2 separate regions of the Homo sapiens genome follow, and region 1 is linked to region 2. The links are chromatin loops, found by intact Hi-C in ENCODE. Cell type or tissue: PC-3. All regions are shown on one strand. Each heading gives the region's core, and the rest is flanking DNA. Links, peaks and the distances in the headings are about the cores only. Region 1 has its middle 140 kb from the start of LINC02748. Region 2 has its middle 240 kb from the start of LINC02748.

What was found. Peaks named below come from ENCODE experiments on the same cell type or tissue, not always from the same donor. Only the 100,000 strongest peaks of a DNase experiment are listed, where the experiment ranks them.
Region 1: a loop joins it to region 2, with 5 times the contacts of the local background. A loop is called at or near these places in 1 of 110 quality-filtered maps.

What each region holds. Positions count from the first base shown.
Region 1 is chr11:91,291,621-91,307,864 of GRCh38, forward strand. No RefSeq gene overlaps it. Among named protein-coding and RNA genes, the nearest start is that of LINC02748, 140 kb to the left of the region's middle. In PC-3, for the core only: no CTCF peak of the experiment used is centred there; DNase peaks (open chromatin) are centred at 8,581 and 9,191; H3K27ac peaks cover 1,579 bases.
Region 2 is chr11:91,387,572-91,403,815 of GRCh38, forward strand. No RefSeq gene overlaps it. Among named protein-coding and RNA genes, the nearest start is that of LINC02748, 240 kb to the left of the region's middle. In PC-3, for the core only: a CTCF peak has its summit at 6,990; a DNase peak (open chromatin) is centred at 7,380; H3K4me3 peaks cover 300 bases; H3K27ac peaks cover 1,545 bases.

The sequences.
Region 1 (16,244 bases), core at 7,626-10,125, 94 kb before region 2:
GCCCTAATAGTCTCTGAATTCTTACTATTCATTTGCTATCTACTTAGAAATAAACAAACACACACCATTTGGAAGAAGATGAATTTGTTATTCATTCACATGCTAGTATGAATTATTCACATGCGAGTATGAATTCATTGAATTGGATCATTTTAGTCTTAACTATTACGTTTGTATCTGAGATGTAGCAGAAAATGAGGAGAGGCAATTTTATGGCATGAAACAGTGAGAGATGCATGAGACCTGGTTAATATCCTGTAGAGGACAGCATTCTGTTAGTGGAACAGATGAGAACCCTGTGTAGATAAGAAGAACAGCAACACATGTAATAAAAGAAAAAACTTGTATGGCCTTTTAAATGTTTCTCCAAGTGTTAAAGAAAGAGGCAACTAAGCTAGGGAAAAAAGGGCACCACTGCTTCGACAAAGAAGCACTTATTTTTACTCTTAGTTTGCCCTAACAAGGAAGGCAAATGGTATGACCCAAAGAATTCACTACCACCACCATGAATTTTGCTGCAGTAGATAATCAGGATATTTTCTAACAATACTTATAAAATTAGAGGAAGACATAGTTAAGAATATTGCAAACAAAAAGGAACATTGTGTTTTAGCTAACTATGTGGTATTATGTGTCAAGTTTGTAAAAAGAAGTTCACAGAAAAATATTGCAAATATGCTTTATAACAAAAAAAAAAATGAGGTATTAAGAAAACTTTCTGCCTTGCTTTTCATCTTAAGCTTTGGTTGTGATGAGAGCTTTTGGCACCACACCTGAAGACAGACACCAACAAATAGGACGTTGTTTTTAGTAGACTTTTTCTATCGTGAGGAAAGTAAAGACCATGTTATACAAGAAACAGTTAAAGAAAAGTACATTATATAGTATGGAGAAATGAAGTCATGACAAAGGAAGACAGAGGGATTTACTGTGTTTAAGAAGAGATATTCAATAAGGCAAATGTAAGGAATTATATCTTCATCCACCATTAACTCATACAACAGGAGTATCTCTCCAGGAAAAACGGACCACTGAGCATACTTTATGGAGCATACATTAGGAAGAAATGGCACAGGAGATCTGCCCATGAAAAGAGGAAAGCTTTAAAGACAATAATTGCAAACAAATCTTATCAATTAGATATAAGAAATAATTATCTGAGGTAAGACTTCTGGAACGGTGATTGAGGAGTCCAGTAGACCCTCTCTCTAAATCAGATCAATTTAATCTTAACTACTAGCTGAAAATAACCTTTCTGAATTGTGGGAAGAAAGGAGGAGAGGCAATTTTATAGTATGAATAAGTGAAAGAAAAGCATGATATGATTACAACAATTTATGTTAGAAAAACATAAAATCTCTAGAAATTTTCCTAAGAGCATATATAAAGTGGAGAAACATTTTTTGAAGAATATCTACAAAATCTAGCTAAAAACAGCAAGTCTGTGGCATATCAGCTACTAGCCACTTACTCCACACACCTAGCCCAGTGTGGCAGAAGCTCTGCTCTTGCCTGGTGTACCAATAAGACCAGGTTCTACCTCCCTAAGTTCCCAGCATAATGCTCAAGTTTTTGTTCTTGTTTTTGTTGTTGTTGTTGTTTCCTGGAAGAAACAGACTGCCAGCATTTCTTACTCTCCTGCTTCCTTCCACCAGCTTCCTCTTACCAAAAACCCTGTTTTAGGCAAATGCAGCCAAGAAGTCTGAGTTTCACTTCCCCCAATGAGCCTGCAATTATATATAAAGTGGAAGATCTATGCCAGGCGAAAGATGCCAATCATACTGGGTTTGTGAAATATATAGACTATATAACAATTACAGCATCAGAAAAGGGGAGAGGGAAGATAACTATACAGAAATAAATTTTTTATACCTCACAGAAATTAACATAAATTTGAAGATTCTTATAAGTAATAATTTATACTGTAAACTGTAGAGCAACCACTAAGAAAACACTCAAAAATATTCAGAAATCATTAAAAAGTAAAATGTCAGCTAAGAAAATAGTCATTTTCTGCAAAAAAAAAAACAGAAAATATCTACAGAAAAAGATACAAAATAGATAGAAAAAAACCTTGCAAAATGGCAGATGTAAATACAACCATATCAATAACATCAAAAGTGAATGAACTAAACAATAGAGGCAAAACAAAGAAAAGGAAGAGATTGTAAAATCATATTTTAAAATAATATAAGTAGCACCCAACATATGATATCTACAGAAGACACATTTCAGGCTTAAAGATACAAAGAGGTTAAAGTAAGGAATAAAGATATATCATGTAAACAATAACCATAAAATAGCTGGAGTGGCTATATCGATGCCTGACAAAATAGACTTTGAAACAAAGTTTTCTTCGAAATAAAGTAGGACATTTTATTATGAAAAAGAGTCCATTCATCAAAAAACATTAAAAAGTATAGATATATGTGCACCTAACAGAACCCCCAAATATAAGAAGTAATAGGGGGACAAAATTGAAGGAAGAAATAGACACATCAACAATAAGATTTGGAGACCTTAATATGCCCCCTTCCAATAATAGACAGAACACCTATGCAGAAGATAAATGAAATAGAAATCTTAAAATCTATGATAAACCAATGAGGACCTAACAGACATCTACAGAATTTCCACCCAACCATGGAAGACACAGTCTTCTCAAGTGTATGCACATGATGTAACATCTCCAGTTTAGACCAAACACTAGTCTATAAAACAAGCCTCAAAATTTTAAAACGATTGAAGTAATACAAAGTTTGCTCACCACAATGGAATTAAATTAAAAATCAATAATGAAAGGACATTTTGGAAAGTTTAACATTGTAAAATCAGTTAAAAGAAAAAAGAATAGACATTACAATGGAAAATGGTGAGATAGAGAATACTAAAACTGTAGAGAAAATAAATAAGGCAAAAAGTATATTTTAAAAAGGCATTAATAATATTGACAAACACCATCTAATACCATATTAATTGTGAAAGACTAAACCCTTTTAGTCTCAAATCTTGAACAATACAAGAATGCCTGTTTCGCTATTTTTATTAGATAGTGTACTGAAAGTTCTAGCCTGGGCAATTAGGCAAGGAACAGAAATAAAAGTCATGCAGACTGGAAAAGATGAGGTAAAACTATACGTATTTGCAAATGACAAGATCTCATATGTAGGGGTGAAGAATCCACTGCTAGGGTGAGAAGGGGGGAAATCTGTGATAACTAATAAATGAGTTTGGTAAGCTTATAATATAATTTTACAAAAATAATTGTATTTCTATGAACTCACAAAAAGAATATGACAAATTGAGAAAATTATCTTGTTGACAATGATATCAAAAAGAATTGGAGTAATAAATTTAACAAAAAATGTTAAACTTTTACATTCAAAACTTGAAAATATTATTCAAAGAAATCACAGAAGACCTTAATAGATGTAGCTGCATTCCATTTTCATGGATTAGATAGCAATATTGTCCAAATTTATTTACAGATTCAACACAATCCCTGCCAAATACCAGCTGCTTTTGTTTTGGCTAAAATTAACAATTATATTCTAAAATTCGTATAGAAGTTCTAGCAAACATTGAAGTCCAAATAATCTCAAAAATGAGAAAATTGGAAGACTCAGAATTCTACTTTCTACAACTTACTATAAAGCTATATTAATCAAAACAATGTGGTACTAGAAAAAGAAGAGACATGTAGATTAACTAAATATGGACTCCTACATAAACTTTTATATCTATAAATAGACAATTGATTTTCAAGGGTTTTGAGACAATTTAGTGGGAAAATAATTGTCTTTACAATAAATTTCCCTGGAAAAACTAAATATCTACATGCAACAACAACAAATGAAACTGGATCCCTTTCTTACATCACACACAAAAATTAACTCAAACAATCAGTGGCTTAAATATAAGATAAATTATAAAACTCTTAAAAGGACATGATCTAGTTTGACTATATGTCCCTGCCAAACCTCATATTGAATTATAATCGCCGATATTGGAGGAGGGGCCTGGTGGGAGGTGTTTGGATCATGGAAGTTCATTCCCTCATAAATGGCTTAGCTCCATCCCCTTGTTGATGAGTGAGTTCACATGAGATCTGGTTGTTTAAAGCTGTGTGGTAACCCCCACTCCTCTCTCTCTTGCTCCTTCTGTGGCCATATGATGTGTCTGCTCCCACTTCACTTTCATTGTGAGTAAAAGTTGCTGGGGCCTCCCCAGAAGCTGAGCAGATGCCAGAAACATGCTTGTACAGTCTGCAGAACCATGCATCAATTAAATCTCTTTTCTTTATAAATTTTTCAGCATCAGATATTTCTTTATAGTGACACAAGAACAGCCTAACACAGAACACACAGGAGGAAATCTTTACAATCTTGGATTAGGCAAAGGCTTCATTGACTTGACAACAAAAACACAAGCGACAAAAGAAAAAAAATTAAAATTAGGACTTCACAAAAATTAAAAAGTTTTATTCTGAAATGATTCTATTAATAAAGCTATAAGCCAACCCACAGATTAAGAAAAAGATTATGTCACATATCTGACATAGGGTTTGTGTCAAGAATATGTAAGTATCTCTTGCAAGTCAGTAATAAAAATATAAAGATGCTGAGCATCATAAGTCATTAGGTAAATGCAGGGTCAAACTACAATAATATTTTATACCCACTAAGATCATGGAAATAAAAGATAGACAAATAAGCCATGAAGAGAAAGACAAATAGCACATGATGAATCAAAAGGGTTGATCTCATAGAAGTGGAGACTAGAATGGTGGTCATCAGGGGCTGGAGCATTAGAGGTGGGGGATATGTGGGTGAGATGTTGGTCAAAGGACACAAAATTTTAGGTCAACAAAATAAATAAGTTAAACAAATCTATTGTACGACATAGTGACTATAGTTAATAATATATTCTTTAAAAATGCTGAGTAAATTTTAAATGTTTTCACTACAAAATGGTAACTGTGAACTAATACATATGTTAATTACCCAGATTTACCTATTCAAAATGTGTTTCATCATCGTGTGCATAAGTACATATAATTTTATCTGTCATGTTTTTAAAATAAAAACTAATGTATAAAAGGCAATTATAACACATTGGGGAGGATGAGGAGAAATTGGAGCCCTCAAACTACTGCTGGTGAGAATATAAAATGTTGCAATCCTGTGAAAATAGATTTGGCCATTTCTCCACATGTTAACCACATAGTTATATGACTCAGCATTCCAACCCTAGGTATATACCCAAGATAAATGTAAACATAATGTCCACACAAAAATGTAAACATGAACATCTATGGATTATTAACAGCCCAAAAGTGGAAAAAAATTAAATGTCCATCAACAACAAGATGTGGAATAGAGATACATGCTACAATATGGATGCATCTTGAAAACATTATTATAGGTGAAAAATGCCACTTATAAAAAAATCACACATTATATAATTTTATTTACAAAAAACTGTCCAGAATGAGCAAATCTATAAATATAGAAAACAGATTATTTGTTCTTCAGCTCAGAGGGGAGCGGGGGCATGACTGCTAATGGGTACGGGGTTTCATTTTGGTGTGATGAAAATGCAGAAAAAATAGAATGTGATTAATAGCTACATAACTGTGTATGCAATAAAATCTACTGAATTCAACTGTACACTTTAAATAGAGGAATTGTATGGAATGTGAATTGTATCTCAATAATGCTACTTTTAAGAAGAGTCACAATGAATTAGGTTAAACAAATGAAAATCTAAAACAAGAGCACATGTTAAGACTAGTTTTAATGACCTACAATCAGCAGAATGGAATATCTATTATTTCACATTCACTCAGGGTATTATAAATTCTTATCATTCCTACTAAAATATTATATCCTTTTATTCTCTTTTTGGTTATTTTAAATAATTACTAAATTAAAAATTGTTTTAAGTTACCTTGTTTCAATTCAGAACTTAGCCATAGGCAGGTGAACTTGAAGCATATTTCATGTGTAAGTCTCTGTTATAAGAGGATAATCTTAAGGGGACTTAAGTTGGGTTCCAATAATTTAACTTAAAAAGTTGTTCTCTCAAACAAATTCCAGTGTATTAAGTTGTTCAAATGTCATAGAGAGAAGGTACGTATCATAGAAAGTAATGTATCTATATGCTGGGAGGTGAACGTGATAAACTATTCTGAATACTATACGTAGTTGCTCTGATATCTAAAATTAATCTAATTACTACAGACTAATGGAACAATCAAGGGAGGTTTTCTTTTTCAAATCATATATGATGATATCACTTAAATGCTATTTAATATTTCTTATACAAAAATGTGGTCAGCAAGTTTATTTTGTATTACCATTTCAGGAAAACTGTAAGTTGTTCACATTAACTTGTATGTAACCTCTAATTAGGAAATAAGAACTGTGTTCTAAGTAATTTCCAATATACCTTGGAATAAGACATAGTATAAATTATAAATCAGCAAATAATTTTACCTTGGTATAGTCATTTTCACACTTGTGACTACAGAGAGTTAATGTATTTGATAGAGAAGTTCAACATTCTTTTTTTCATATTTTAATCTAGATTCTAAACTGCTAGAAGATATGGACTATTTATTTCTTGTTCTCTTTATCCTTGAGTCTACCATGTGTCAGCTAAATAATTAATTTTTAAAAATTAAAAGAAAACTATTCAATATAAAAATTTATCCACAATGGAATGTGCTTCCTTGAGTAGTCATGACCTCTTCCATACTGGAAGATAAAATGCTGGATTGGTCAGCCCTTTGCTAGGTACTTGTAAGGAAGGAATCAATCACCTACAGGAAGTTCAGACTACATTAACTCCCTCCCAGTCCTGTGATTTTGTGGAACTAAGTGTATAACACAGTTATTTAGACACACATTTATGTATTTTTTTATTTCTTATTTTTTCCCCAATGCCTTTGCCAGTAAAAATATGCATCATAAGATCATCTAGTATCCTATCTAGAAGATTTGAAATAATGTACATAAAAAGTCCACTGTTCTTATAAAGAGCACTATCAGTTAAAGAAACACAAGTTAGCTGATTCTTTATTACAAAGTTTGAAACATGGGTTGAGGAGAGAGATTTGGGTAGAATGAGATTTCCTAATACAGTTTTTTTTTTTTTTTTTTTTTTTTTTTGAGACGGAGTCTCGCTCTGTCGCCCAGGCCGGACTGCGGACTGCAGTGGCGCAATCTCGGCTCACTGCAAGCTCCGCTTCCCGGGTTCACGCCATTCTCCTGCCTCAGCCTCCCGAGTAGCTGGGACTACAGGCGCCCGCCACCGCGCCCGGCTAATTTTTTGTATTTTTAGTAGAGACGGGGTTTCACCTTGTTAGCCAGGATGGTCTCGATCTCCTGACCTCATGATCCACCCGCCTCGGCCTCCCAAAGTGCTGGGATTACAGGCGTGAGCCACCGCGCCCGGCCCCTAATACAGTTTTAATAGCTGTGTTTGCAACTATATTTCACCATGCAATTTCAAAATCTCAATGTAATGTGTAATTAATTTCATGAAAAGCATTATTATTAATTGAAATAATTTGTACTCTGTAATTTTGCCAGGAGACATAACATGCATATACTTAAATATGTCAGAGGTGAATAGTTACACATTATATATTCATGAGTATTGCATTCCTGTGTTGGCAACAATGGTATTGTACATAATGCATGGGAGCCCAGAAAGACGATTAAGATTTTAAGGAATTAGCCTACAGGTTATCAAGAAATTTATAGAGTAACCTTATGCAATTCAGTGTGGGGGAGTGGACAGATGATTATTTTCAAATAATCTTTAAGAAAGTGAGTTCCCTTTCAACAGAATTGAAAACTAAATGAACCCAGTATGTTATGTTTGAATTGAATGCCAAGCACAACCCATTTATATGAAGAGTAAATGCTTGTATAATCTTTATTATCATTTACAAAAGAGTTGTGAAATATATTACCTTCTTTGAAATCCCCAACAACTCTCTAAGGCTGATTGGTCAAGTATCATTATATTCACTTTAGAGATAAGGAAACTGTGGCTTAGAAAATGGTACTTTTCCTCAAGTTCACAATGCTAATTATTAACAAAGACAAGACATGAACCTAGATTCCCTGCACCATCTAGCCTGGTGCCTGGAAAAGAGTAGGTCCCTGCTGAATGTATGTTGACCACATTTACTGAAAAGTTGGTTATAAGTTAGAGCACTCTGTCCACTTCACATCCCACTGTGTTAAAATGGCTTTGTACGCGAAAGTGGTGTCCTCTGGAATACTTCATTTAAAAGAGCTGATGACTTCAGGTTTGGCTAACTAGGTAACAGAAGTATCTTATCATGAATTCAAACAATCAGGAGTTTCAAATATGTTTGTTGGTTTTAAATTAGTGGGTCATCCTCATTTAGTGAGAGTGAGGAAGTTTCTGCAGCAAAGACTTACTAAATTGTACCATAATATCTTCTACTGTCCATTATATAGACATTATGAGAAAGTCAACAGATGTCACTGCGAAAAAGAGAAAGAATGGTTACCATTTCTCAGTGCTTGTCAGCACAAACCACAATGACTCACTTTCATGTTTTTTTTTGAAAAAGGGTCACTTGGGTCACCATGTGCTGGCATATTAACTTAATTTCTGCCAAAGAAAGAGTCCATACAGAATCTGTAATTTCTTTTGAGTAGATACAAATCAAAATCTTTTTGATAGAGAGATTCTGGCATGCAATCTTGATATGTGAAATATGAGGCAGAAAACCTGGAGGTCTGCTGTTCTGAAGGCTGGAAGACATTTCTCTCTACTGAACCCCACTGTCCAAGTAGCGGTCACCCAGGCCTTTGGCCTCTCTGAGCCTCTCTGAGCCTGCCCTGATCCTTGCCCCACATTTCTGTCTTTTGAATTCTTCCTTACCTGAATTTTATTATCATTCCCTTCCCCATCTCAATACCTCACCATGGCTCAGGTCAGTTTAGGTCTAGAGTGACAGAATGTAGAGAATTATTTTAGTCACAGATTCTGAGATTGGTGGAGATGACAAGGAGCCAACTATTTCAACTAGTAGGTTTGCAGGAAGAGCTGGAGGGAGACACAAATCAAGAGGCAATGAGAGATTGTAGCCCCTGGGAAGTAAGAGTCATCAACTGAAAATTAGTACCAATCCTTGTATCTAATATGTCAGTGAAGTTAACCCCGCAGCTCTGCTTTGGGCTAAAGTCTCCTTTTTTTGTGGTCTAATAAAATAGTATCCTGTGTTTCAGTCTATGTTGACAGTGCCTTATAGTGATAAAGAGGGACAGGTTCTACAGTCAGCCACACCTTGTTTTAAATCCAACTCCACCACTAACCTTGATACTTTGGGCAAGTACTTAAATCCTCTAAGCCTTATTTTTATGCCTTTGTAAATTAGAAATAATCATACTTTATGCACAGACTTGGTGAGTAAGACAATGCAAATAAAATATTTATCTGGTATTTATATGTATGTTGATATACCAGATACGATACACATCAAAAAAAGTAAATATGCAATATGTAATAGACTTTTTTATTATTATACATACTGGCAAACTGTTCACCAAATCAGTTTCCTTCTCCCCCAGAGCACAGAACAAGACTATTTTCTTCCTATGATAGGCTGAATGATGGCTCTGAAAGATGTTCATATCCTAACTCAAGACTCTGTAAAGATGTTATGTTACACGGTAAAAGGGACTTGATATATGTGGTTAAATTAAGGATCTTACATTGGAGAGATTAGCCTTTGTGATTAACTTGGGGCCACTGTACTCAGATAGGCTCTTATAAAAATGAGGAAGGAGAATAACAAGTAATAGAAGATATGACCTTGGAAGCAAGAGTTTGCAGTGATGCCACAAAGAAATCATGAGCGAAGGAATTCAGGCACCCTCTAGAAGCTGAAAAAGGCAAGAGAATGGATTCTCCTCTTCAAGTCTTGATTTTGCCCAGTGAAACTGATTTCAGACTTCTAACTTCTGAAATGGTAAGAAAATTAATTTGTACTCTTTTAAGCCACTAAATTTGTGGTGATTTGTTACAATGGCAATAGAAAATTAACACGCCTAGCCAACATTGTGGAGGGCCATATGAACAAGATCTGACAATGGACAGGAGTGAAATGAATATACCTAACAACAAATCTGGCCCCATAATTCCTTACAAAGTCTTCACCCTCTTTTTTTCTCTGTCCACCAGATGGAAGCCAAGAACATAAAGGTCCTTGGGGATGAGAGGTCTGCAGGAGGAAAGAAGCGTTAGGACCTAAATCGACCTATGGAAGACCACCTGCTAATATCCCACTTTACTGAAATGATCTTTCTGCCTATCTTTACTGTGAGACAAAACATATAAATGAAAGAGGATATACCTTATTCTTGTGTTCTTAATGGTTAACATTATGTTTGGTGCCTACCTAGAAAGTATCTCCTAAGGGATTATCAAGACCTTGTAAGCTATGCAAAAGAAAGGAGGCAAGAGGTCAGAAGTGAAGATAGCAAAGGCAGATTGAAAAGCAGAGGGCAGGGCAGGTACAATTTTTCAACACACAAGCTGAGAACAAAGTCAGGGTCAGGAGTTAACCTGTAATGGATATCGGCCTATGGACTATAGGCTCATTTACATGGAGAGAACAAAACCAGTCATCCACTACACAATGGGTGACCATGGCAAAGTAGGAATGAGAGGAAACCCTTATGAATTTGGGACCTCTATTCAAAGTTAGTAAATATAGCACGTTTATTAATCTCTTGATCAGAAATAACTTAGCCTTGCCTAAGTTATTCATTTTTTCATACATGCTATTTTGATAGTGTTTGGATAAATAAAGCCATGAGATGCTTTCTGCCCTGGTTTACATGGGAAAGCAATATACAAAGGTTCACACTAGAATTAAAACAAAGATTATCCCCCGAAATAATGGAATAAAACAAGGCAACCATCAGCTCAAAGACTTTTATTGTCCCAAGTAGGGTCTGAGATTTATAGAGAATATTTGCTTTTCCTATTTTCAATCTACTTAAGTTCTGTATTATTTGAAGAGCAACCCAATTATTTTTAACCTAAATGCTTCTCTGATCTGGAACAAAGTTTTGCTTTTACCAGACAGTTCTCAGGCCTTGCAATAGGCAAGATCATCGTCACTGTAGTCCCAAGATACAGTCTCTTTCTCAGTGATGCATAAAAGGATTTTCCTCCCTTCAAATGATAATTAAATTAAAAACAAAGTTGGAAAGGCAGCTTTGAACTGCTCTGATGAAAAAGGTCACTCACTGATCAGCAATCTGTTAGCACAGCTGTGTTGAGAAGAGACTTTTGAGCCATGTCTTCTACAAGTGGGTTCTTCATGTCAAGTGAGAAGGCCGTTGATTTTGCTTCTTTTAAACACTTTTGTAAGTGACTCTCAGAAGCCAGCAAACATACAGGCATTTGGTGAGTTTGGAGAGACTTAGGTAAAATACCAAATTATTTTGTCAAGAAAATCCACAAGAGGAAAGCAACACTGAATCTACAATCAGGAAAACAAACAAACAAAAAACCTGTGGCAGTGAGCTAATTTATGTCCTTTCTATTAGAAGTGTCATGTGTCAGTTTGCTCGTTTCCTTGATCATTGTACCACCAGAGGGGAGGGAGTTTCATGAAGTGGTTATGCTTAACAAGTGTTACTCCTAGAAATTGCATGTGGCCAAATCATATTTTATATTCAGTGAACTGATATTTTCCAATCTAAAAAATCTACATGGCAATGACCAAGGGATTTTAGCATTGTTTAAAGAAAAGAAAACCTTATGCCCATGGCAATAATAAATGGACACTTCTCTTCTCAACTTCTTGGATGCTACAGCCAGTAAACAAACAGGCATTTGGAGAGTTTGTAGGGACAGACAGATAATCTAAGTTTGGTTTTAGACAGATAACAACCTAAGTGTAGCTAATGTCAGGTTTTGAGTAGCAATTGCTCTTCTGTAGCTCAGGAATTGGAAAATAGTGTCGTTTTAAAGTTTCTTCATAGGATAATAATTTTCCCATTGGAAAATCTCAGATTCAAACCTGTCCCTAATCACTTCCTTTAAATTCCAGTAAGAAAAAGAATAAACTGAACCTAGTGCGGAGACTGGAAATTGATTTGTTAGTCATTTTCAAATATGGCATATCATGTTGGCATTCACTTCTTTTAATAAATATAAAATGACTCATTAATCTCACTGTAGAAAAAATACAGATGAGATTTCTTTTATCATAACATTTACTGTACATAGAAGTTTGATGACTAGTAAAATGATAACAACATTAACATTCACTGAGCAATGTTTACATGGCAATGACTGAATCCATTCTATATTTCTTGAAAAGGATGTGGGTTGTGTATCTCAGCAAATATCGGGGTTTTTAGGTGCTTTTCTATGTCCTTTATATGCCTCATTTAATCTTCACAACAATCCTTTGAAGCAATTATTTAGATAATTTTATGTGACCTTTGAAGACTTTGAAGTATAAACTTGATATATCTTATTTAATAGAAGGTTTTCTTCATAATCTCCTTATCTTCCCTGACAGGTTTTCCTAACTTCAAATCTGGAGAAGAGACAAGAGATTCATTCCCTTTCTTCCTAGAGATTCTTATGCCAAGTAGTGCAGAGATTCTTATGAAAATTATTAAAAAGTTAGCCTTCATCAAATCACAAAAGATGAATATGTTGAATGGGTGGCTACTTACATTTTTGTAACTAGGAGGAGTCATTCAAGTGGTTCTTAAATGAAGAATTAAATCTTGCTTAAAGCTTTACTAATGAAAACAAATATGTCTGTTATTGTTGATTGTTTACAAAAAGTGTCCTAGCAACATGAGAATTTTTTCCAAAAAACATAAATGAAGAACTACATGAAGTTATACACTTATTGACTTAATTTTGTTAATAAAATAAAACCTTACACAATTGGGACTTTGCAGGAAAAATTCAGCTTATTCTATTCTTCCAATAACGTATCTGGAGTAAACAAATCCCATTATTTTGACATCTCTTTTAGTTATTGACAGCCTATTGGAAAACAGCTCAACAGTTTCACTTCTCTGACTCACATAAAGGGCATGTCATGAGATTTCCTAAGAAAAGGTCTAATCTCGGTTAGGTGAATTTTGGGGTTTGTATTGGGTACAGTATTATTTGGTAATAAAGATCACAGGGTAAAAGTCTCTTTATCTTTGACTCGCTGCACAAGTCAAAGACATCTAGCTTTCTTTTTCCTTATGAAACATTTTATTTTCCTAAATTGTAGCTAGACTCTGAACAATAGGCTGCCTTGCCTGGTAAGTCTGCAATGGGTAGATCCTAGATGGTCTTAGGGCAAATAATGTGTAGTAAGCTTTAGATTAGTGTTTACTCACATCAAAGAAGCAAGAATAGGTTTTGTGCTTTGAGGTTGAAATGTATCAAACTGACTTTGGATAACTTGAAAATACCTTACAAAGGGAAAGGGAATTTCTAGCATAAGATTTATGTCAAGTTTGGTACTATAATGCCAGGTGATAATAGCTTCACTTTTGCTCTGTGTACATGTGTATTTTCTAAATTCTAAAATATCAGTGATTTTAAGATATACCTTCAATTCAAGAATACCTTTTCAGGATACAGAAAATGCCACAATAAATACAATAAATTTTGTTTCTAGTGGTGGTTTATTATTGTAAACTAATCAAACAATAATGGGGCATAACTAGGCGGCATTCCCCCTACCCCTGTTTTCTTTTTAAATTATTAGGAGGGCTTGATGTGGATGTTAATGCTTGAAGTGAGTCATTTGCAGAGCTACTCTTAGTTATGCAGCTGTTAGGTGAATAGACTCACAATCCAAAGGACAGCTTGCAGTGGAACTCTTGGCATAATGAAGGCTTTCCTGCAATATTCCCCTCCCCCGAGGATCCTTAGCTCTTATCACTAGAGAGAGGCACGTTAGCACTTAACACCTCATCTCCCATAGTGTAGCCAGGGAGGTCTAATGAAGAGGAGCAGGTGATCCTGAACAAAGTCCTCTGTTATAGAGGTCACAGGAGAATGTATTAGAAGGAAGTAGTTAAATAGGCATGAAAACTTCCTCAGCTTTGCAGAGGAGGGCCAGCCCTTCCATAGATGTGACTGAGCAAATGACTATGGGCAATTCAAACAAGCTCAGCAAGTTGCCCTTGGGCATCAGGGAAGACTTCAATGCAGCTGTAGTCTCTGACGGACTAAACTTCAAAAGTGAGTCTGGCTACCATGACTGAAGCAATTGGGCTAGAATCCTGCAAAGATTTTCCAGTTATCTTTCTCTGTCCTGTATCCATTCCTACCCTGTAGCTGCCAAATGGACAGGACATTAGATTGATACCTGTAAGTCTCTTAAGGGATGGATACAGTGAGGGGGCAAGCTGAGCCTCACAATGAAGCCCCACTAATAAGCACATGAAAATATTTGGGAAATGAAGTAGAACAGTAAAACATATGACTGTGTCTGTGTATGTCTGCTTCACAGAATTTCTGCATACAAAATCATTTTAATACACCATTGTTGGTGTAATATATTGGAAGATACATTAAACAATAATTATAGATAAAAATTTAAGTTAAAATTAATCTGAGGGTGGTATTACCAAAGCAAATAATACTGAAAAAGTCACAATTAGATAATTACATAAGCACACATCAACAGATAATGGCAGTTACAGATACTGTAAATCACACCCAAGTCTCAGCCTGGTGATGGTCACATTTAGTCATCAATAATAATAAATAATAATACATTAAAAATAGACCTAAGTATGTTACATTTTTATTATGTGTCCAAGAATTGTAATGTCTATCAAAATTTTTGTGAAACAACAGTAGTAACAGTAACAACAACAGTTTGTGAGAGCTTCATTCCCAACATGGTTAGTAATTGCCTTATATTTTCATTCTTATCCTTACAGCAATCCTTCAAGGGAGGAATTATTTCTCTAAAAGTGGATCTTATTCATTCATTTATCAACATATTTATTCAACAAATATGTAATGCTGTTATTTGCAGATCCTTCTGTGAATACTAGAGTTTCAACACTAAGCAAAAGAAATAAAAATCATTAATGTCATAAATAAATAAACACACAAACTAGGGACAGTCACAATCAAATGCCGAGCCACCACCAGAATTAGAGGACAGAGTTAGGATGGGGACAAATTCCATTTAAATATGATGCTCAAGGGCGATGTTAAACCTTAATGATGTGAAGGATCTAGCATAAATATCATGGGGAAGGGAATTCCAGATAGGGCAAACAGCAGAGGCAAATGTCCTGAAATGAGAGTGAATTCTGTGTCTTCATGATGCATCAACAATGCTAAGTTGCTGGGAACAGAGTGGTCAGATCAAAAGTAGAAAGAAATGAGGAGAGAAAGATAGGCCAGGGCCAGTGTCTTGTAGGCAATCATAAAGGGTATGGAATTTTAATTTGAGCCAAGGGATGGCTTTCGGCAAAGGAATTATGTGATCTAATTTTAAGAGGTTCACTCTGGCTGTGGAGGACTATGGAGATAAATTTTGTGGACAATAGACTGTAAAGGGTACATGAATGAAATGGAGGAGACCATGTACAGGCTGTGGCCCAGGTGAAAAAAATTAATGCCTTTTACTAGAGTTTTTCTCTATGGAGCTTATGAGGAAAGGTAAAGTCCAGGATAGATATTGAACACAAATTATGAAGCACAGGGATAAGAATTAGATGTGTCATAAATAAGTCAATGGTGAGTACTGATGTGGGTTCCTAGACAAGTTGTGAGTTATGGTAATAGTTATTCATATGCATAAGGGGAAGGAAAGTAGGAGGAAAATAAGTAGGAGTACTAGTAATTAGCAAATTAAGTATTGCTGAAGATGACCCAGAACTAGTGGAGGTTGGACTTGGACCTGGTTAAATCAGATTCCAAAGCCTATCCTCTTTGTGTTCAGTATCCTATAGTAAATTCCAAAGATGAGAAAATTACTCATGTGTTTCCTCTCCAAAATAACTGAAAATTCACTGCTTAGCTTAGTTGCTTTCCAGGACTTTGATAAATCTACTGCACTACATCTCAATATGAGAATTCCTGGGGAAAGTGGAAAGGAGACGCTGACCCTCTTGAACAACTGACAATGGATTGCAGATTAGATAAAACTATATTTAATTACTAGGAAGATACTGACACTAAAACATAGTAAT
Region 2 (16,244 bases), core at 5,611-8,110:
AAATATGGGATAATGTCAAAGGGAAAATACTTTTATAATACTTGTCCCAGGATTTGGGGCCAAAGAGGATAAAGAGATTAGCAACCATGGTTCTATCCTTAAAGAGCTTCCAAACTAAAGAAGAAAACCAGACTTACCTGTGTAACCTAAACAGAGAAACATATGAGAATTTCAAGGGAACATATTATAGATCATGAGTGATAGAGAATCTAGCACCAGGAGCGTTGCCATTCAATACTTAGGAAGAGCAATGAGCTCCTTGCCTTGCAAATATGTTCTTATTGCCTCTTTATGAACTGATAATCATCTATAAGGAACTGAAGATTTTTTTCAATAAAAATTCAAAATACTTCAGCAAGAAAATATCATCTAGCTTTTGAATTTATTTTTTATTTTAGTGAAAGATTAAAAAATAATTTCCTCCTCTGACCAACTATGGTCAAGTGATAGGTTTTGCCTGAAATATTCAGTTGGAAGGGATTTTGAGGACACAAATACTATGAGTTATAAAAAGTATCAAGATTGATGATAATGTCTGGAAATGGATAACAATTGTTATGGTAATATTTGTTATTCTTGCCTTTGTGTGAATGAATTTGTCAACTTGACTTCAGAGAACAAGTTTTGATTAATGAAGTGAAAAACACAGTGAGAGGCCACTCTGGACAGACAAACCTAAATAAAGAGAGGAAGACAGTAAAGTTAAAATATATGAATACAGAAACACTGTATTTCATAATTTTTTTCTTAGGCAAAATATTTGCTTAATTTCACAATTCTGAAAAGGAAAAAAATCTTTAAAAAGGAAAAAATGTTAAAAAAAGAATGATTTATATTTTTAGGTATAAGAGAAGGCATGTACTTACTTTTGTAAGACCATATTTCCTTTTCCTTCCCCATCTCTCTCATTCTAATTTTCTGGCAAATGTATACCTTCCTTTTCTCTTTCAATTTCTTGTGAGTCTTCTGAAGAAAACTTGAATATAAACTGCTCCTGGCTCAAAAAAAATTCCCCCAGTCAACTTGGATTCTAAAGCAGAAAACCAAAAATTAGCAAGTTTTTGACTGTGAATAAAGGATAAAGTAACATTGACCGGAACACATGTTTGAATACTTACTTCATTGTAGCTTTACATTCTCTTCCTTTGTCAAAAATTACTGCTTTTATGATACCAGCCAGGTAGCTTTAATTTTTTAAATAAAGTTCTTGCTGATAGAACCATAAAAAATTACAAAAACAAAATACTGGATGAATTAAAGAGAGCAATTTTTGTAATTGATTTTGTAAAGGTAAAATGATTACCCCAATCATCTCTCAATAATTAATCATCTTATAATCTGACACATCCTTGTCTACTAAAGGAATGAGGCAAACTTTTTAATTCAGAACAGCAACTACTCATTTATACAAGAACACTATGAAAACACTGTTGTTATGACAAAAATATTTATATTCTTCCCCAAAATAGCTCTAGGAAATAGTTGTGATAAAAAATAAGGCCATATGCATTTTTCTAAGATTCCCTTTTATGATGTCTGCCAAAACTTACATAAGTTTCAAGAAGTCCCAAATTCTCTTGGTCATATATATTTTGTATTAATTTTTCTAGCCAAGGTATCTGATGAAATCATTCTTTTCCTACACCCCCTAGTTGAAAATAGAAATATAAAGAAACATAACAATGCAAGTAATTAGAGTAAACAGACCAATAAGTATGTACAGTATCAAATTAAATATTTTATGTGACCATAATGAAAATTAAGTCTACATAAATACAATAGCAAAATTAGGAGTGTAGAATTTTTCTGGGTGAAAAAAAAATCATTGCTTATTTAATTTATTATGATTTTCTTCAGCTCCTGTGGCTAACCAAATTACATATAGTATCCTCTTAATTTTATTTAGCAATATACCTGGGGAAGCCAGGTTTGATTTTCTAAATAAAATAACAATATTGCTTTACAATTTTTTTAAAAAGCAACTAATACATATAAGAAATGATAGATTTGCCTTTTGGTAATTGTTATTTATTTATTTTTTTGTTGCTATAAAAAGTTACAACAAACTTAATGGCTTAAAACTATATGAATTTATAATCCTGCAGACTTGTAAATCTGAGGTTTGACAGGGATATCACTGGGCTAAAAGCCAGGTGTTAGGATGGATGGGTTCTTTTCTGGAGGCTGTAGAGAAAAATCTGTCTTCTTGCCTTTTCCAGATTTCAGATGGAGCCCACATTCTTCAGTTCATGGCCACTTCCTCCATTTTCAAAACCAGTGAAAGCAAATCTATTACTTATCACATAATCCTGATGTTCTTCTATTGTCACATCTCCTTCTGACTGACTCTCTCTTCTGCCCCCCTCTTCCACTTTGAATGACCTTTCTGGTTACACTGGTTTTACTCACACAATCCAGGATAATTCTATTTTATGGTCAGCAGATTAGCAACCTTAATAACATCTTCAACTTTAATTCATCTTTATCATGTTAACTAACATATTCATAGGTTCTAGGGATTAGAACATGGACATCAGTTGCAGAGAGCATGATTTTGTCTATCACAAGAGCCATCATAAGAATAGTTTATTCAGGCAAGAATCATCAGTGAATGCTTAAACTAGTGGGAGCAAGTTGCCGAAGGAACAGGATACTAAGGTATCTCCTCTCAGCATACTTTAATTATACGGTGGAAAATAGTAGCTTTAAAGTGGAGTAACCTGGCAGATACCAACAAAACTCAAATTAACCAACCAGCAATTAGACATACGAACATCATTGTCTCTGTTTATAGAAAATATATACTGAAGCAATTAAGGATAAAATAAAATTTTGTCTTCAATTTATTCCCAATTAATAGAGAAGACAATTATTCATATTATATGTGTGTATATATAATACAACATATGATATTAGCAGTCACAGAATCTGAGCGAAGAATATATGTGTACTATTCCTGTAATAATTCCACAAGTCAAAATTATATTAAAATAAAAAGTAAAAACACATCTGACAAACGACTAATATCCAGAATCTACAAGTAATTCAAACAATTAGCAAGAAAAAAACAAACAATCCCATCAAAAAGCGGGCTAAGGACATGAATAGACAATTCTCAAAAGAAGATATACAAATGTCCAACAGACATATGAATAAATGCTCAACATCACTAACGATCAGGGAAATGCAAAATAAAACCACAACGCAAAACCACCTTACTCCTGCAAGAATGACCATAATCAAAAAATAAACAACAACCACCAAAAATAGATGTTGGCGTGGATGCAGTGAAAAGGGAAAACTTCTACACTGCTGATGGAAATGTAAACTAGTACAACCATTATATAAAACAGTATAGAGATTACTTAAAGAACTAAAAATGGAACTACAGTTTGATCTGGCAATTCCACTACTATCTACCTAGAGGAAAAGAAGTCATTATATGACAAAGTTACCTGCACACACATGTTTATAGAAGCACAATTTGCAATTGCAAAATCGGGAACCAGCCCAAATGCCCATCAATCAATCAGTGGACAAAGAAATTGTGGTATATATGATGAAATACTACTCAGCCATAACAAGAAATGAATTAATGGCATTTGCAATCTGGATGGAACTGGAGACTACTATTTTAATTCAAACAACTCAGAATGGAAAACCAAACATTGTATCATCTCACTCATAAGTGGGAGTTAAGCTATGAAGATGCAGAGGCAAAAGAATGATACAATGGATTTTGGGGACTCAAGGGGAAAAGGTGGGAGGTGTGTGAGGGATAAAAGGCTACAAATTGGGTTCAGTGTATGCTTCTCAGGTGATGAGTGAACCAAAATCTCACAAATCACCACTAAAAAACTTAATCATGTAACCAAATACCACCTATTCCCCAAAAACCTATGGAAATAAAAAATTAAAAATAAAATAAAATGTATTTAGAGTGTAGATTTGCTGGCACTTGTTAATAGATTAGATGTGTGATTAAAGAAATAAAAAAAATTGGGAACCTAAAAGTTGTATGAATAATTGTATGTTTACTGAGATTAGAAGTACTGCAGATAAGGCATCTTTCAAGGAAAAATAAGTATTTGAATATTCAGCATATAGCTGTATGGGTGGTATTTGAAGACACAGGACTAAGTGAGACAATTTAAGCAGAGTTTTAGAGGCAGATGAGAAGTAGCTGAGAACCAAGTTCTAGGGAACAATAGCACTGAAAAGTTTAGAAACAGGGGGAGGAACAAAAGTTCCTAATGAGAAAGATTGAATGGTCAAGAGGAGAAAAAACAGAAGAGGATAACAACTTGGAAACCAAGAGAAGAAAAATTTTCCCCCAGATAAGGGACTGATCTAAACGTTACTGAGAGATTGAGTAAAATAAAGATTGAGATTAACAACTAGATTTGGCAGTATTACATTTCATGGTGACCTTGACAAGTGAGGTTTCAGGAAAGTAGTGGAGTTGAAGGACTAATTGGTGTGCATCCAAGAAAGAAAATATGGAAATAGAGAAAATAGAAAACAGAAAAAAAGATAATATTTGGGGGAGATTTATTATGTAGGAGAAAACAGACATGAATCAGTGACAGTCCGCTTGGGCTATTAGAACAGAACGCCACAGACTGAGTGGCTTAAACAACAGACATTTGTTTTCTCAGAATTCTGCAGGCTATGAGTCCAGAAACAAAGTGCTGTCAGGTTGGTTTCTGGTGTGTCCTCTCTTTCTAGCTTGGACCTGGCTTCTTTTTCACTGTGTCCTCACATAACCTCCCCTGTGCACTCATAAAAATAAAGAGATCTCTGGCATTTCTTCCTCTTCTTAGAAGAATACCAGTCCTACCCTTTTGACCTCAATTAACCTTAACAAGCTCACTAAAGGCCCTATCTCCAAATGAGCTCACATTGGTGGTTAGGGCTTCAACATATAGATTTTGGGAGAGCACAATTCCATAATACAGGTAGGATATGAGGAATTAAGGAAACATTATGTTTTGCTTTGTTTTTAAGTTGGGTGTTATTTAAACTTTTTTTTTTAATTTATTTTAAGTTCTGGGATACATGTGCTGAACGTGCAGGTTTGTTACATAGGTATATATGTGCCATGGTGGTTTGCTGCACCTATCAACCCATCATCTAGGTTTTAAGCCCTGCGTGCATTAGGTATTTGTCCTAATGGTCTCCTTCCCTTTGCCCTCTACTCCCCAACAGGCCCTGGTGTGTAACGTTCCCCTCCCTGTGTCCATGTGTTCTCATTGTTCAACTCCCACTTATGAGTGAGAACATGCGGTATTTGGTTTCCTTTTCCTGTGTTAGTTTGCTTAGAATGATGGCTTCCAGCTTCATCTATGTCCCAGCAAAGAACATGAACTCATTCTTTTTTATGGCTGCATAGTACTCCATGGTGTATATGTGCCACATTTTCTTTATCCAGTCTATCATTGGTGGGCATTTTGGTTGGTTCCAAGTCTTTGCTATTGTAAATAGTGCTGCAATAAATATATGTGTGTATGTGTCTTTATAGTAGAATTATTTATACTCCTAAACTTCTTTTTAATGATGACAATGACCAAATAGAGACAGAACACTGATAATGCAGGATAGAAGGAGACAACTAGAAAAAAGCATCCACTTCACCAAGGCCCACTGTACAAGGGAACAGTTTGAACTAAGATAGGAACAGTTCATTTGTTCTATAGAAGGGAAAGCAGAGTTTATGGGAACAGTTGTAAGTAAGTAGGTCAGCATATTTGGTGGTAAGAAGGTAAGGAGATTATTTTCTGATTATATTTTTTCATGAAATAAAAAGTGAGAGGACAGGATTACAGTTAAGACTTTTTTAAAAATGAACAAAATTAGAGAAGACAAAAGAAAGTATAAAATGGCCTTCTCAGGAGGTAGATAATGAATTGGCTGGTGAAATATAGCAGTATTCCTAATGAAGGCCAGGGCATACTTCACTTTTATGGTCATAAATGTAAAGTGGCATCAGTCAGTGGGCATCCATATTCAGCTGTGCTCTGCTGATTTCGAGTATAATTAGATTTAACTACGGTGGGATTTTACAAAGGGAGAACCAAAAAAGGAGATAGGGCGTGAGTTGAGGTTTAATCTAGGGAGTAGATATGGTGGCAGACGAACAGAGTTTAATCTATATGAAAAGAGAAAAAGAACCTGAGGGACTAGAGAGTGAAAAAGTGGAAGGGGCTAATTGATTTCAGGTCAAGTTGCAAGTTAAATAATCATTAAAATTGGAGAACTGGAAAGATAGGTGGTAGAGACAGTGGGTGGGGAGCTAGCATATCAAGATTTTTGGCAGTGGTATTTTTAATAATAAGAGCCAGGGAATGACCATGGAGTAGGTGGCTGGGTGGGATAAACAAAGAGATAATAAGAAACTGAATATGAAGGAGCTGAGAAGCTGAAGTGTTGGATTAGTGGATGGTAAGATCATAATAGATACAATGAAGAAGGAACAGCCTCAAGTGAAGTGTCGAAATCTCTTATGAGTGAGGGCGTGACTATGAGGGTCATAGGTAACTAAAATATCTAATATCATCAACTTCAAAAGAGCCAATATTTTACATATACATGTATCTCTCTGTTTTTATAGAAAGGTTAATTAACAATGGCCTAGACATAGCAACAGGAAGCAATATGAAGCCCTACCTCACCTCTGACCCTCTGTTCATACGGGAAGTGAGAAAAGACAAACAAACAAGCACCTTTCTCTCAAGAGGACTGCAGGGAAAGCAATGTGTTCTGGGCACAGCAAAGTTAGAAAAAGATGAAGGAAATATATATGCTACCTGTAAGCCCTGTGCTTTGAGTTCTGAAAACTGAAAACTTTCTAGACTTGGAAATTTTACCATTCTCTAAATTGGCACTCCACGGAAGCAGAAAGAGTGCATTCTAACCAGTACATTTTTGCTGCGGAATATCCTTTTCTTTCTAACCTAGTAGACTATAGAGGGCGACTCTACTATCAGCCTATTTGTCTTGCTGTGTGATGGAGATTCCCCCCATCCCCCCAGTTTACTTTGTGGGAATCGTTTATAAATGCATCCTGGGAACAATTTTGATTAAATCCAAATAAATGATAAATAGCATGCTTAAGTCCATTTATATTTATTTCTCCTTTGTTAACTGTGTTGGCAACACCTCAAAATTTAGTGCTATCTGCAAATTTCATTAGCAGGCAATTTATTCCCCCCTGGAGATGATTAATAAAGATGGAAAATAAAACCTGACCTCATGCCAAAGCTCCCGCAGCCCCCCTGCTAGCCACTTCCTCACAACTGGACGCGCTCCCATTTATCATCACCTTCCTCTGCACTGGCTCAGCCAGGCTGCCAAATGATGTGACAGTGTTCATGTCCAAGCCAACCTGAAACAGGTTAGAATACTAACTTTTCTGAGACACAGCATTAAATGCTTCAACTATTCCCCAAATAAAACACAGACCGCATTTCCAAAGTTACTAGCTTTGTCCTCCTGCAAACAGATACATGTTTGGCATCATTTACTATTTTATAAGCCCATGTAGCCATATTAAGGAGTCCATTGTTCTCTGGGTGTTTATAGATTCCCTTTCAATATCTGGGACTTAAAGAAAAAAAGTAAATACTGACATCACACATATCACATAACTCCAACAACTCTCTTCTGTTTGAAGTTTTGCAACCTGTCTGCTTTTTCTCAATGTCTGGCATAATTCCAATCCTTAATGATATTTCAAATATTCCTCTAAGTAGTTTAACAAATGTCGGCCCACTTTTCCTGCTCCTAAGTGATTGTGAGATAGACTATTCTGATATTAATATTCTCTGAGTTTAACTTTAAATGTAACCATGGGATTAAGTAGATTTGGGTTGCTTTTACTTTTTCCCCCCGTTCATATCCTTTGTTGAAGAATTATTGCATAATTGATATAATCATTTGGACAATTAGTCTGATTTGGCGATTAAAACTTAAAACGTTAGATTAACTTTTATTTTTAAAGTCTGTTACTTCTTATAAATAGTATAGTCTGTAAATTTATATAAGTCAAAATTCAATTTGAACTTTTACCCTGCAAATCTGATTAAAAAATCAGTTTGCCATAGAAAACACTTTAATAGCTGGGATTTTGGTTTAATTTTTTTTTTAGCTTTTTTTGTTTGTTTGTTTTACATATTTCAACATCAGAGTAAAATTTTACTATTATATATATATATAATACATTATATAATATATATGTGTAATATATATTATATAATGTATTTTATATATATATAAAGGAAAAAATGAGATCAAATCCAGTCTTAGAAAATATTTGAAACCTCTAGTCATTTTATGTAAACACTCAAACTATTTCATCAGACTATTTTGTAAAATGCCTAAAATATCTGCTTTAAGGAAAACATAATTATTGATAAATAGCTTTTCAAATTCTCATTGGCAGCATATATTTAACAATTTTGGTAGAGATTGAAAGAATTTGAATGTTGTATCATCTGTGAAATTTAATGCAGTTTTAAATAAATTAATCACCTAAAGAATACTAGAGTGAATACTTTATATGTCCCCAGAGCACTGTAGAAACACCTTGTTATACTATAAATATATGTATTGGACGTCCCTACTGCTTGTTGGAATGTAACTAGATTTTTCCAGGTAATTGAGAATTTTAAAAATCTGTCATTTTAGCTAACAGACTAGCAGTTAGAATATTTACTATATATATACTGTTGTACGTGAGTGTTTTAATACATTCTCTTCATTTTTTTCATAGGCTAAAACCACTAGCATGCTGGAAGTAGGGGTATTAGTTACCTAATTAGTCATCATTCAGTTCCCAACAGTTACAAAATTGCAAGGGAAAACCAAAGTCATCATGACATGAAAAAGTTTACTAAATAGTTGACTACTTGTATAATTAAGTTTTCATAAATATACCTTCATACTTGAAATAACACTAATGTTGAGCTGATAGAAAGGTTTTTATTTGGTTTTTAGGCAATGATATCTCAGTGAAGTCTCGTCAAAGTAAAAAGAATACTTCTGTGGTCAGTGTTAGTTTCCTGCAATGAATTACCAGGAAATAGAAAGATTTGGGGATGAAAAGTCAGGCAGAGGTTATTGAAGGTGAGTCATGGTAGCCATGACTGAAAGTAAAGCTTAAAGTTCAAACATGAAGCATTTAGGTAGCATGCAGAGAAGTTGGACTTTTTGTGATAGAGACTGTGACGCTATTGAAGGACTTAAGCAAAATTCTATACACAGAGTTGGACTACAGAATGATTTATCTGCCACAGCATGGAGGCTTGACGGCAAAAGGAACAGATTTAAGGCAGGGAAACTTGTTAAATGAATATCGCAAAAGGCCACGGCAGAAGTAATTAATATACTAAACAAATATTTACTGAGCTTCTATCTGCCCAACACACTTCAAGGTGATCAGAACACAAAGTAAACAAAAGAGAACACAATCCCTGATCTCATGGAACTTACATTGGAGCAGTAGGAGACAGACTATAAACAAAACAATAATAATTAAACTGTACAATGCAGTGGGAGGTGTTAAGTGATTTGGAAAAAATAAACAGTGAGAGAGGATCAGGAACATGGGCACAGTTACAATTTTCAATAAGGCAGTCACAGTGGGCCTCATCGTGAAGGTGACATCTGAGGGAAATCTTGAGTGAGTAAGTGACATGAATATCTGGGAAAAACGTGTTCCAGGCAGAGAAAAGAGCTAGGAAAAGACCTTATGTTACACCTGTGTCCAGCACATTCAAGACAGTATCTAAAAGTCAGTGCAGCTGGAGTAAAGTGAATAAAGAGAAATAGGAAGTGGAATTGGAGGGAATGGGTTTTGGGATCAGTTAAGGTTTTTCAGGACACTCTATAAACTGTCTTTTGCCCTGAGAGCAATGAGCTAGCACAGGGTTTGAGCAGAGGAGTGACACGATGTTATTTTAGTCTTAAATAAATAATTATGTTTTCAACAAATAATTATGATTTATATCTTTAAAATAGAATCTAAGAAAGGGGGCACACAAGTTAAAAGCCAGGATACCTATTGCAATAATAAAAGGTTGAAATATCAAAGTGACTTGGTCTATGGTGTTAGCAGTGCAAAGGATAAGTGGTAAGAAAGACCCGGATGGGAATGGAATAAATAGATATAGAAATGTCTAAACCGAGTGAAGATTGATAGGTCTTAGTAACTGTAAATACGAGTGAAGATAAGGGAAAATTTAATCACTATTCTTAGGTTTTGAGTCAGCATAACTGACAGTATGGTGTTGCCCTTAATGGAAATAGGTAAGTTAGGAGGTGAAGTTAGTTTAAAGGAAGAACAGGTGGTTTTAATCATATTAAATATGAGAAGTTAGTGAATTCTATTATGTCATATAAATCAAATACAGAAATTTAAAAATTACATATTAGTGTGTGTATGCATATATATGCTTATACACTATTATGCATGTAATTATATTATAAATTTATAAATTATATATATATAAATTATGGACATATTCATTTGTGGGATCCAAAGCATATACATTTGAGAGGCCATCTTTAAGAAAAATAAAGCGATATGACAAATATTTGGTTTGGGATCTTGGAAGTGGCTCATAAAATTGAGAGGTGCAGAAGTTTAAATTTCATAATAAATTCATTTCTGGTGATACTATAGAAGGCTCAAATTTCCAAAGGAGTTAGAACTGAATATCACTTTTGGAGATAATAGGAAAAGATACTCTTTAAATGTAGAGAAGGTGAAAGAAGAATCAAGATAAAACAGCATCATAAAAGTTAAGGTTTGCAGCTTCAGGAAATAGAAGTGACTGGATGACCAAATATTTGTAAATATCTGACAGGCAACATGCTAGATGCTGGAAGCCTGTGACCACAGGATATGGTGATGTGGAGCCTTTTTCCATAGGCTCTACCAGATTGCAAAGGGTGGCAGCAAGTCATCCAGAAGCCAAAAAAGATAAAGAACACTCAATTGAGAAACATAGCCACATGATTAAATGATTTTCTTAATTTTCATAAGTATAAACCTGTCATCAAGCTAATCACAGCTTTAGTGGCTGAGTATGAAAATATACTAACTCTGTACATACATTACATTCTTACCCATGGGAGGAAACTTAGCATATCTGAGGACCAAGGACTCTCTAATATCCTTAGAGATCTTTACGCTTAACTGCATCTATGTGTCTTTGAATAATTCCTTTGAATTTATGCATAACCTCTTTTTTTTTCAGCCAGCATATTTATTTCTCACTAAGAGCTCAAGAAAGTTAAAAAAATCCTCTATTGTTTTTATGTAAGCAATTACAACATTTTCACTAAGTGTAAATTCTATTAATTGTCTAAATTCTCTAATTGTCTAAAGTGCTTGGCTTATAAAAATGAAATATATATCTTAAAGCTATAATATGCGATTGTATTGATTTTCTTGTATTTTAGCAGCGGTTGGATAACTTTACAGATACTTTTGTCTGTGCTTGTGTTTTAATGTGGGGTAATTTAGCAGTTATTTTTCCATGTACAAATCAATCAAAATACATATTACATTGTAAAGTCTAAAGCAAAGTGGTGAGAAGTTAAATAATTTAGCCACAGGTCTTAGTTGCAGAGCTCAAAAAAATTAAAATATATATGATTCCAAACATTATAATCTTTAATCCAAACCTTCTCACTTTTATATTCTAATGAATCTTTTCCCCCGATCTGCCACCTTTTCTGTCACTAGACGGTCCTTATATATTATACATGCTTAATTGCCTCTCATTTAGTGACAAAAGATAGTCCCTTGACCCCATGTCATCTCTAAACACTATTTAACCTCCTCTTTCCTTTTCACAGACCATTTTATTGAGTTTTTATCCTTACAGTTTCTACTTCCTTTCTTGTCTGCCATTTATGCATAAACTTAATACAGTCTGATTTTCATTCCCCTATCACAAATAGAACATTTTTTTTTTTTTGAGACAGATTCTCGCTCTGTCCCCCAGGCTGGAGTGCAATGGTGCTATCTCTGCTCACTGCAACCTCCGCCTCCTGGGTTCAAGTGACTCTCCTGCCTCAGCCTCCTGAGTACCTGGGATTGCAGGCATGCGCTACCATGCCAGGCTAATTTTTGTATTTTTAGCAGAGACAGGGTTTCACCATGTTGGCCAGGCTGGCCTCGAGCTCCTGACCTCATGATCAGCCCACCTGGGCCTCCCAAGGTGCTGGGATTACAGGTGTGAGCCACAGTGCCTGGCCATAGAACACTATTTTATAAGTATATTCAATGATCACTTGCTAGTTCTTATTCATATGCTTGGGACAAAAAAAAATTTTTTCTTCTCTCATTAAATTATGTCATTACAATTACAAGTATCATAAAAGTTTGGAACTAAATACAATCAACTCTTAATAGGCATTCAATATGATATGGCTGTAAGTCAGTTTATTTCCCCAGATGGTGAGAGTCCGTTAACAGGGTGGGTAAGTTTAGAGTGTCTTACTTGTAGGCATTCCTATTTTTTCTGTCCCAGTTTATCAGAAGTTTACACTTGCTTTACTTGGCTCACTGATCTAGGTACAAGGAATAGAAGTCCAGAAAGTCTAACGTTAAGTGGGCAAGAGAAGGAGGTAAACACTCTGTAAAGGAAAGAAAGGAAAGATGGACTAAGGTCAAAGAAATGGGCCAAGAGGAATATGTTTTTTGTTTTTTTTTCTCCAGCAGCACCACTTAAGATAGGACTTTTATTAAGTGCTTTTGGGGGAATATAATTTATTACACAGTATATAAACCTTCAAATTAAATTCCCCTTTGTTCCAAGTTTATGACCCGGAACGTCAGCTGCCTTTTTTTAAATTTTATTTTACTTTAAGTTCTGGGATACACGTGCTGAACGTGCAGGTTTGTTACACAGTTATACATGTGCCATGGTGGTTTGCTGCACCTATCAACTCGCCATCTAGGTTTTAAGCCCTGAATGTCTTAGATATTTGTCCTAATGCTATCCCTCCCCCAGACCCACACATCCCAAGAGGCCCTGGTGTGTGATGTTCCTCTCCCTGCGTCCATGTGTTCTCATTGTTCGACTCTCAATTATGAGTGAGAAAATGCGGTGTCTGGTTTTCTGTTCCTGTGTCAGTTTGCTGAGGATCATGGCTTCAGGCTTCATCCATGCCCCTGCAAAGGACAGGAACTCATTCTTTTTTACGGGTGCATAGTATTCCATGGTGTATACGTACCACATTTTCTTTATCCAGTCTATCATTGATGGGCATTTGGGTTGGTTCCAACTCTTTGCTATTGTGAATAGTGCTGCAATAAACATATGTGTGCATGTGTCTTTATAGTAGAATGATTTATAATCCTTTGGGTATACATCCAGTAATGGGAGTGCTGGGTCAAATGGTATTTCTGGTTCTAGATCCTTGAGGAATCGCCACACTGTCTTCCACCACGAATGAACTAATTTACACTCCCACCAACAGTGTAAAATCATTCCCATTTCTCCATATCCTCACCAGGATCTCTTGTTTCCAGACTTTTTAATAATTGTCATTCTAACTGGTGTGAGATGGTATCTCATTGTGTTTTTCGTTTGCATTTCTCTAATGACCAGTGATGATGAACTTTCCTTCATATGTTTGTTGGTCACATAAATGTCTTCTTTTGGGAAGTGTCCATCCATATCCTTTGCCCACTTTTTGATGGGTTTTTTTTTTTGTAAATTTGCTTAAGTTCCTTGTAGACTCTGGATATTAGACCTTCCTATGCACTAATAATAGACAAGCAGAGAGACAAATCATGAGTGAACTCCCATTCACAATTGCTACAAAGAAAATAAAATACCTAGGAATACAACTTACAAGAGACGTGAATGACCTCTTCAGGGAGAACTACAAACCACTGCTCAAGAAAGTAAGAGAGGACAGAAACAAATGGAAAAAAATTCCTTGCTCCTGGATAGGATGAATCAATATTGTGAAAATGGCTATACTACCCAAAGTAATTTATAGATTCAATGCTCTTCCCATAAGCTACGAGTGACTTTCTTTGCAGAATTAGAAAAAAATAGTATAAATTTCATATAGAACCAAAAAAAGAGCCTGTATAGCCAAGATTATCCTAAGCAAAAAGAACAAAGCTGGAAGCATGATGCTACCTAACTTCAAACTATACTACAAGGCTACAGTAACCAAAACAGCATGGTACTGGTACCAAAACAGATATACAGACCAATGGAAAAGAACAGAGGCCTCAGAAATAATACCACACATCTGCAACCATCTGATCTTCAAAAAACCTGACAAAAACAAGCAGTGGAGAAAGGATTCCCTGTTTAATTAATGGTGCTGGGAAAACTGGCTAGCTATATGCAGAAAACAGAAACTGGACACCTTCCTTACACCTTACACAAAAATCAACTCAAGATGGATTAAATACTAAATGTGAAACTTAAAACTATGAAAACCTAGAAGAAAACCTAGGCAATACCATTCAGGACATAGATATGCGCAAAGACTTCATGACTAAAACACTTCTGCTCAGCAAAAGAAACTATCATCAGTGAACAGGCAACCTACAGAATGGGAGAAAATTTTTGCAATCTATCCACCTGACAAAGGCCAAGAGGAATTATATAAATATATTGTGACATACTGTATATATATATACATCTATGTATGTGTGTGTGTGTGTATATATATATATACACACACACATATATACGTATATATGTCTATGTATATATATGCGGTATGTCACATATATAGTGACATACATACTGTATATATACACATGTACACACATATGTATGTATATATGTATATGTGTGTGTATATATATGTGTGTGTGTGTGTGTATACTGATTCAAGTATGTCATCTTTTCTTTCACATTCAGATCATTAGAAATGCTTTTTCCACTGCCTGGACCACTCTCCTCTCTCTTCTACCTGGAATGGTTAATTCCTATTTTTCCTCGGGCTCTAACTTGATCTTTGAAAAATATCTTGCTGTCTAGAACATAATTAATTTCCTGAGAGACAGTGAACATGAACATTTTGAAAACGTTGCCCAAATGTACTATTCATTCCACACCTCATTGAAAATTTCTGTTCTAGAAAGACCATGGGAAATGCATGGTGCTTCCAAAGACAGCAGTGATGGACTTCTAGGTAAAGTGAATCATGGTACTTACCCTCCTACTGTTAGCACCAGTGACTCCAAATGGATCCCCCAAATTAAATCATATGTAACTAAACATAGCTCCTTGTTGTGGAAGGGTTTTGTAAGTTTAGGTGCATCGGCAGTTACATACATTGGTTTTATTTTGTGAAGGTTTTTGCTTTACTTGACATTTTACTGTCTACAGAGTTGCTGTCAAAAATATCCATGCTAAAACTACGATGTGCATTTGCATGATGGCTAACTGTTATTTATCTCATTTGAGAAACTAATTAAATACCCTGCTTCTCTGAATTCTGAGTAATTAATGAAGTGTTTAGGAATTAGCAGCTGGAGGTAGAACACTGATTTTTTCCTCTATCATTGTCCACAGTAAGTGCTTAAAATAAGCAACCATCATTCATTATTTGCTCCATTTTAGAGCTTTAATTTTAATAAATACTAAACACATAGGAAAATAAAGTGCCTCAGTTGTGTTTGTTTTAACTTTTGTTTTACTTTAATTTTTAAAATTCCTGGTTTAATAAAGATTTGCATTATCACATGAGAGGAATTCTATATTGGTGGATAACTGAATAGATACCATCATCATAATGTGCTGAACTGGCAGACTATGTACCATAGCAAACTGAGAGATTTGCCTTCTTCTGTCATAGATTGACATCAGAAGTGGACACTTTCTGTATCTAAGTTGTTAGTTCTCAAAATTCTCTGTATATGCTGGCTGAAAATAAAGGCAAAATCAAGTCACATCGCAAAAGCATTATCTTAGATGTATATGGATCTTTCTAATTTATAAGAACTCTAAATTCTCAGTGTGCCCACTAGAATTCAGTATGACTGGTGTTTAAAAACTGTGCATATCCATCTCCATTTTCTGTGTCTGCAAAATTCCTGCATTTCAAGTCTCATTTCCTATCAAGATCCCATACCTAACTCACTCACTTTCTTAAGTGAATCACTGCTCCCAATCCTTTCTTAAAAGGTTGTGTTCATGACATAACTGTTGTGAGACTTCTTTTAGAAATTAATTTTAATTTTGCTTGTTGTGGTCTAT